Regions from separate parts of the Homo sapiens genome. Here region 1 is linked to region 2. The links are chromatin loops, found by intact Hi-C in ENCODE. Cell type or tissue: transverse colon. All regions are shown on one strand. Links, peaks and the distances in the headings refer to the core of each region. The heading gives the core; the rest is flanking DNA.

What was found. Peaks named below come from ENCODE experiments on the same cell type or tissue, not always from the same donor. Only the 100,000 strongest peaks of a DNase experiment are listed, where the experiment ranks them.
Region 1: a loop joins it to region 2, with 5 times the contacts of the local background. A loop is called at or near these places in 1 of 110 quality-filtered maps.

The regions. Positions count from the first base shown.
Region 1 is chr7:106,513,058-106,517,461 of GRCh38, reverse strand. No RefSeq gene overlaps it. Among named protein-coding and RNA genes, the nearest start is that of CTB-30L5.1, 84 kb to the left of the region's middle. In transverse colon, for the core only: no CTCF peak of the experiment used is centred there; no DNase peak of the experiment used is centred there.
Region 2 is chr7:106,578,157-106,582,560 of GRCh38, reverse strand. All of the region lies in intron 2 of CTB-30L5.1 (a long non-coding RNA gene), which reads left to right. Among named protein-coding and RNA genes, the nearest start is that of CTB-30L5.1, 18 kb to the left of the region's middle. In transverse colon, for the core only: no CTCF peak of the experiment used is centred there; a DNase peak (open chromatin) is centred at 2,633.

The DNA.
Region 1 (4,404 bases), core at 169-4,168, 65 kb after region 2:
ACCACCATTAGTCTTACCTATTAACTTTCAAAGAAAATAAATAAAGGATAAAAAGAGCTAGAAAAGAATGTTCAAACAAACAACAACAACTGAAACAACTTCCCCAAAAGACTGGACAAGAGTTAGAAGTGTAATAACGAAGGGGATTCACAAAGATATGTCTACAGATAGCAATGATTAAAAAAATAACAGGGTACCATATTAAGGAAATATTGGGGCACTCCTATGTGCGAGGCATTTTGTAAAGGACATTAAATATCATAACTCGTTCAATCCCTTCAACAGCTCTAGGAGATGGTTATTACAATCCCTATTCTGTAGATTGAAGAAACTGGGACTTGGAGTGACAGGCTGAGTTGAATTGGCCAAGGTCATCTAGACAAATCATGGTGAAGCTGGTGGTTTGAATCTTTGATCTTTATTGCTAAGTGAGTATGAGCTTGGCAAGTTGGAGCAAGTGAGTTCAGAGTAGTGGAAAACAGAGAAAAAGCAGGTGACATGAGATGGGCCACATCTCACTGAGGTGGCACGAATGGTGTTATGGGAGAGATGAGCAAATGTCTGGTTGGAGAATGAGGAAGGAAATAATTCAGCTCTTCTGTTGTATGAACAACTTGGCTGTATCTGAGGGATTGTTTCTGGCTTCTCTGGCACTGCATTTTAAGAGGGGTAATCTTATGTTCAGATTAAGGTTAAAAAAATTAAAGTTTTATATGAAAAATGGTGGGGGGAATTAGGGATGAGTCACTTGGTAGAGAGACGATGAAGGAGACCCGATAGCCATTGCCAAATCTTTGAAGGAGTACCCTGTGAAAAAGGAAGAAATGGGACTAATGGGCAGAAACTTCAGGAAGATACATTTTGCCTCAGTATAAATAAATACTTCCTCACAAAGCCTTCTGAAGTTGTAACGGGCTGCCTGAAGGAGCCCCTGCCCCTACACCCCCTTTCAGATCTCCTCAGCCTTGGAGGTGTTCAAGTTGGATGAGCACTTGATAAGGGATAAATGGTAACTGAGTGATTGATATGTAAGTTTCAGAGAGTATTTAAGCATATGGATGAGGCCTCATAAAATGAACACTCAAAATAGGTCTATTAAACAGATGCATAAATCAGTGGAGCTGGAAGCAATATCCAAGGAGACCCTTATAAGCCTCCAATTCTTGGAAAATCAGAGTCATGTTTCAGTGAGTGGGAGGAGGGATGGTTTTGGATCCAAGTATGTCATTGGCAAGTGGGTAGGCCAGAGTCGGGACACTGGGCTTGGGATAGGGAAGCATGGTGACCAGAAGAGTGTGAGGTGTGAGGATGGGCGTGGAAGACAGCCCTACAAACTGTCAGCCTCTGTTTTATCTTGAATCGCCCCAAACTCTTGGTAGTGTAATTACTGTAAGAACATCAGGGAAATACTCGCATCTTAATCTCCAAAGAAAATTACTATCAAAGGATGGGAGACAGAAAACCTCAGGTAAACAGCCACTTGGGGACAGTCAAACATGCATTCTGGCAAGTGACATTCATATTGAAGAAAACTAAATTTTGTTAACTCTGATATTTGGAAGGATTTTGTTGTTTAGGTTTTAATGAAGAATCGGGGAATCAAAGTGTATCCTTAATGTCAGCCATCCCACCTATGATCTTTAGTTCAGTGTGTCTTTCAACTTTTCCCTCCAGCTCCCTTTCAAACTATTCCAGGGCTCTAGGGGAGTTTATAAATTCTGATATTGTTGATTAAGGGTAGTGTTATAAAAGCCTTCTTCAAAAAACGTGATGGCTACTGGATGAATAATTGTTCTGAATTGTCAAAATATGTCAGCACAACTTGCTATAATATGTTTTGGGCTGTGAAGCTGGTGGGTCAACTCTCACCACATTGGATGGGTTCCCTTTTCTTCCCATGTATTTTGTTCAACATTAAATTGTCATAGTGACAGAATACCAGCATTGCCAAATGTATTGTTCATAGCTGGAAAAAAAAAAGCATGAACTACGTGGCAATAAAGCAAACCATGGAAACAGTATACCGCCACATATTCAGAACAAACATTCAAACATAACAAATCAGTCTACTTACATGATATAAATTCTTGCAGAGTTGGCTATAATAAATGCAGAATTATTAGTAGCTGCTTTTTTGAAATTCAAGAGTTAAAAACAAAGAGATACTAAATTAAGCAAGAAGTCCTTTGGATTTTATCATTCTAAGAAGGAAAGAACAGCTCCCAAACCGGTGTGAAGATGAAACTAAATAGAAATAATTAGGTCTTCTTTATCAGAGTTTTCCCTGGGAGCTAAGGGAAATCTCCATGAATTTGAGTCCAATTGCCCAATTCTCATGCACTCTCCCGAAGCGGGAGTCAGCTGACAGGGAGGCTTTGCTGGCTCTCCTTCATCCCTCATTCCAGATGTTGCCAGGAGTTATTCCCAACTACAGTTACTTAATCAGAGAACAATGATCATAGAAGCTGAAAAGACCTTGTAAGATCACATAGTCCAACTTCTCCATCTTATCTATTAGGAAAAAATGGTGCTCAGAAAGATGCAGGAAAATGAAATCAGTATCTTGAAGAGATAGCTCTACCCCCTTGTTTATTGCAACATTTTTCACAACAGCCAAGATATGGAAACAATCTAAATGTACATTAGTGGATAAATGTATAAAGAAATTTTGGCATATGTATATATGATAGAATACTATTCGCCTTTAAAAAGAAGGAAATACTGTCATTTGTGACAATGTGGATGAACCTGGTGGACTCATGTTATGTGAAATAAGTCAGGGACAGAATGACACATACTACATGATTTCACTTGTATGTGGAATCTAAAAAACGTCAAGTTCATAGAAACAGAGTAGAAGGGTAGTTGTCAGGGGCTGAGGGATGGGGAAAATGGGGATTTGTTGATCAAAGAGTATAAACTTTCAGTTATACCATGTACAAATTCTGGGAATCTAATGTACAGCATGGGTAGTGATGGATGTGTTCATTAATTTGACTGTAACAATCATTACACAATGTGTACATAAATCATTATGTATACCTTTAATATATACAGTCTTTGTTAATTAAAATTTTTAAAACAATAAATAAAAATCAAAAGTAAAGATTTCCTGCCCACACAGGAAACTAGTGTCATCAACACAGGTAAGGACTAACCCTTGTCATGCTAGGGTCAAGGTAAGGTACTTTAAATACCTTAGGTAATTTAATCACCCCAACAATCTGAGGAAGTAGATATTAATATCTCTTCATGTTACAGATAAGGAGAGTTTGAATTGCTTGTTCCAGGTGAAAGCCAGGAAGTGCCTGAGCAAAGACTCAAACCCAAGCAGTCTGTGATGGAGAAAGTCATGGGTTTTTCGAAAAAGATACATTTATATTACAATTCATGACTAGAAAAAAAGCATACACTGCATGGCAATAAAGCAAACCATGCATCAGCATTTACCAGCTGTGAGACTTTGGACAGTTTCCTAAACCTCTCAAAGCCTCAGACTCCTCATGTATCAAAGAGAATAATAACCTCTATGTAGGATTGTTGTAAAGACTCATTGAGGTTATATATGTCTTAACATAGTGTCTGGTACTTAGTAAATGCTCAGTAAACAGTAGCTAATATTAGTATCCATTTTTATTCTTATTTTTATGTCTTAGGTCTCTAGAGTCTCATCTATAAAAGAGGATGATAATAACTTCTACCTATGATTGTTGTAAAGACTAATTGAGGTTATATATGTCTTAGCATAATGCCTGGTACTTAGCAAGTGCTCAGAAAACAATAGTAGCTAATATTAGTATCATTTATTATTATTATTTTATATCTCAGCTCTCCAGAGTCTGAGACTTTCCATTAAACTGTTTATCTTATCAAAAACCTTCCAAACACTTCTATAAATGAAATGCGTAGGAAGTCTTGAACTATATTTTTTAGTACTAGAGCTGTGTTGGGGTAAAAAAGCATAGCCTCTCCAACAAAAGTAACTTTTAAAAGTTTTAGGCTTCTCCTTTTTTGTTTTTTATTTTAAAATATTAAGGTATATATAGTTTCTATACTTCTTCAACTCACTTTATCCCTCTCTTACTCTCCACCCATTCCTGAAAGCAGCTCTTCTTGGTGACTCCCTCCTCAATATCTCCCCCTCATTTCCTTGATATACATATTATTTTGTATTATCTAAGGTCATCTTACATAAAAATTTAAATATATAATCATTAAATTTTAGAGTCTACAATTTTCTTAGAAATCATATTGTCCAATAATTGTTGGGGGAGGCTGTGAGTTGAGGAATTGTGAGTGAAGATTTATAATTTTAAATTCTACTCCAAATAACTGGCACCATTCCAGGATGACAGCACGATTTATCCTATATTCCATTTTTTTCAACCTTCTCTGAATAGCCAA
Region 2 (4,404 bases), core at 183-4,182:
GCCACTATGCTCACTTTCCTAACAGTCCCCATGGCCCCCCAGGGGCTCTCTCACACTAGGCCACATTGTGCTCCTAGTTGCTACTGAGACTGTAAACTCTGAATATCTGAGATGGGTCTCAGTTAATTTAGAAAGTTTATTTTGCCAAGGTTGAGGACACGGGCCCATGACACAGCCTCAGGAGGTCCTGATGACATGTGCCCATTGTGGTCAGAGCACAGTTTGGTTTTGTACATTTTAGGAAGAAATCAGACATCAATCAACATATGTAAGATGAACATTGGTTCGGTCTGGAAAGTTGGGACAACTTGAAGCAAAGGCAGGACAACTCAAAGCAGGGAGGTGGCTTCCAGGTCATAGGTCATACTAATTTGGGGGGCCCAAGATTTATTTTACTTTCACAAGAGCAAAGGCACCATGCGGTGCCTCTGTCTGGGCTACTCTGGCAGCTCCTGTGGCTGTTCATTCCCAGATAGCAGAGTTCTCTCTTTTCAGGGTTGTTTACGAGGCTTCCACCAGGATGGGCTTGTCTTCCAAGTGCCTTACAGCAAACCCGAGCTTTCAAGTTTTATTTTTTTTCTCCAAGACCTTTAGGTCTTTCATATTCACCTTTTTCTCAAGAAATGTGATAAAAAGGAAAAAGGATGTAAAGCTCCTCTGTGGATGGATAGCATTTGAAAGACCAAACAATACCACTCCTCAAAGTAATTCCTTTTCTTCTTTCCAGTTTTTATTTTAGGTTTGGGGGGTCCATATGCAGGTTAGTTATATGGGTAAATTGCATGTCATGAGAGTTTTGTGTACAGATTATTTCATCACCCAGGTAATAAGCATAATACCCGATAGGTAGTGTTTTGATCCTCTCCCTCCTCCCACCCTCCATCTTCAAGTAGACCAGTGTCTACTGTTCCCTTCTTTGCATCCATGTGTATGCAATGTTTAGCTCCAACTTATAAGTGAGAACATGCAGTATTTGGTTTTCCGTTCCTATGTTAATCCACTTACGATAATGGCCACCAACTCAATCCATGTTGCTGCAAAGGACATCGTCTCATTCTTTTTATGGCTATGTAGCATTCCATGGTGTTTATGTACCACATTTTCTTTATCCAGTCCTCCACTGATAGGCATTTAGGTTGATTGTGTGTCTTTGCTATTGTAAATAGTTCTGTGATGAACATATGCATACATGTGTCTCTATGGTAGAATGATTTATATTCCTTTGGATATATACCTAGTAATGAGTTTGCTGTGTCAAATTGTAGTTCTGTTTTAAGTTCTTTGAGAAATCTCCAAATTGCTTTCTACAGCTCCTAGATCTGATAAACAACTTCAGCAAAGCTTCAGGATACAAAATCAAGGTGCAAAAATCAGGAATTCTTATTAGCAAGCACTTGGTGACCCAGGATGAACGTAGCCTCAAGATGAGCTCTCCCCATGGTTGGTGATACCCTTTGTCATTTTCCCATTAAAGAGTCCTTGGCTGGCACAATAGACCTCTCCAAATCCTTTGAGCCATCTCTTCCAGAGACCACCCAGACTCTCATACAAATGCAGCCTGTGACCATTCTACATCTCCTGAGGTGGAAATGCTGATTGGGTATCCTGTTGTCACCCTCACCAAATTTCTCTTGTAGTTAGATTTCTCAGTGTTTATATGATAACAATTTTTAAAATGCAGTCTGCCTTTAGATGAGCCAGAAAATCTCACCTTTCTAAATAAAGGGTCATAGCTAAATATACTGCCTATAGTGGGGGTCGGCTTGGAGCTGCTGTCTTTTGATTCTGGAGACTGAAGTTAAAGCCAGTAGCATGGAGGTTCAAATAATTAGTAATACAATTTTTCTCTTATGGACAAAGCTTTTCAGGAAGATATTAAAGGATAGAATTAGGCTTTTTAATTAAAAGTTTTGAGGCAGCATCTTAACTCTGTCACCCAGGCAGGAGTGCAGTGGTGTGATCATGACTCACTGCAGTCTCAACCTCCTGGGCTCAAGCCATCCTCCTGCCTCAGCCTCCTGAGTAGCTTGGACTACAGGTGTACACCACCACACCCATCCACTCTTCCCCACCCCTTCCCTATAGAGACAGTGTCTTGCTGTGTTGCCCAGGCTGGCCTCAAATTCCTGGGCCCAAGAGATCTGCCTGCCTCGGCCTCCCCAAAGTGCTGGGATTACAGGTGTGAAACTACATTCTAGTGCATGCTCATTAAGCACTTACAGAGAGGCCTGCTGGACTCTACACTAAGTACCTTACCCACATTATCTTACTTAATCTTCACCACAATCATGCAAAGTAGAAACTATCATTATATAGGTGAGGATTTTTTTAAAAATTTTTTTGAGACAGAGTCTCTTGCTCTGTCACCCAGGCTGGAGTGCAGTGGCATGATCTTGGCTCACTATAACCTCCGCCTCACAGGCTCAAGCAATTCTCGTGCCTCAGCCCCCCAAGTAGCTGGGACTACAGGCATGCACTGCAACACTCAGCTAGTTTTTGTATTTTTAGTACAGATGGGGTTTCGCCATGTTGCCCAGGCTGGTCTTGAACTCTTGCTCTCATGTAATTGCCTGCCTCAGCCTCCCAAAGTGCTGGGATTACAGGCATGAGCCACCATGCTGGCCCAGATGAGGAAATTGAGGTCATGGAATCCTGAGTGGTGACGCAGGAATGTGAACCCAGGGAGTCTGATTCCAGGTCTGCTTTTCATCTCTTTGCTGAAAGTTCTGAATGGTGGCCAGCAGACAAAACTCGGCTTACAGAGGTTTTGGCTTTGGCTCACACCGATGTTTCACGAAAAAATAAATATGTATTTCTTGAAACTCTCTAGTTTGCCACAGTCCCCCCTATTTCCTATTCTTTCTAACCCAGCCTGCTTCTTTCATGGACCTGTCTGAAGGCATTTGGATTTTGATTTCTGTGCACTTTTAACACACCTTCCTCCTAGGGTAATTCCACACACCTTTCTCATTTCTCAGTTCCATTAACTGCACCTCAAGTAACTTCTCTATTGCAAGCAATTCCCTCACTCTTACTCTTTTTTCTCCTTCTTGTTTCTCTTTAATTTCCTGCAAAGTTACTTCAGTGTCTCTCAAACTTTCTTACTTTTTCTTTTTTATTTTTTGAGATGGTATTTTGCTCTTATTGCCCATGCTAGAGTGCAATGGCACGATCTCGGCTCACTGCAACCTCTGCCTCCCAGGTTCAAGCGATTCTCCTGTCTCAGCGTCCCGGGTAGCTGGGATTACAGCCATGCGCTGCTACGCCTGGCTAATTCTTTGTGTTTTTTTTAATAGAGATGGGGTTTCACCATGTTAGCCAGGCTGGTCTCAAATTCCTGACTTCAAGTGATCCACCTGCCTGGGCCTCCCAAAGTGCTGGGATTACAGATGCGAGCCACTGCGCCCGGCACCCCCCCGCCCGGCTTTTTTTTTTTTTTTTTGTGACGGGGTCTCACTTTGTTACCCAGGCTGGAGGGCAGTGGTGCAATCATGGCTCACTGCAGCCTTGACCTCCTAGGCTCAAGTGACCCTCCCACCTCAGCCTCCTAAGTAGCTGGGACTACAGGCATATACCACCACACCTGGGTAATTGTTTAAATTTTTGTAGAGATGGGGTCTCACCATGTTGCCCAGGCTGGTCTCGAACTTCTGGGCTCAAGCAATCCTCCTGCTTCAGCCTTCCAAAGTGCTGGGATTACCGGTGTGAGCCACTGCACCTGGCTTTCTTAATCTTCTGTTTTAGATTGCTGTCCTCCATTGGCTATGAATGTGGCTGATGTCCCTCCCCTAAGATTATTGGCAATAATACTATATGAATATAGCATGAAGAACAAAGAAGAACGTGAGCATGGACAGAATACAATAAGCTAATTCCCTTAAAGTCTAAAACATTTTTGAAAATCCAATATATGTTTTCAGCTCTCAGTTAAAACTAAACAGAGTGATTGGTTAAGCCTTCTGAGCTTTTCTTCTCCATTAAAATGGCATTAAGGAGAAATACCAAGTTTTGATGTGTTTGTATTTTCCTGTTTTGTTTTAACCTTAGTCTAATTTTGCCCGGGAAGCAAATCATAGTTTATAACGTTTTTATGAAAAAAAAATTCAAATTCCAAACAGTTGGCTGACAAATGCAATTTTGAAACAATTCATTTATGTCTTTCTGTGCAGAGTACTTTAGAAGTTGAACCTTCTTTTTTGTTGAACTATGAATTCCTTGACATCTTCCATTTAATATTCTGAAATCTCTGTGTGATATACAAATGCAGACATACCAGTTATAAATTCTTATTTTACTAATTGTACCTATCCTTTCTCCTAGTATTCCTGTAATAGCAGCCTCACTGAGGTGAGTTCGCCAAATAGTTGATGATAATTCTATTTCAAGCCATTCTAGGTAAATTCA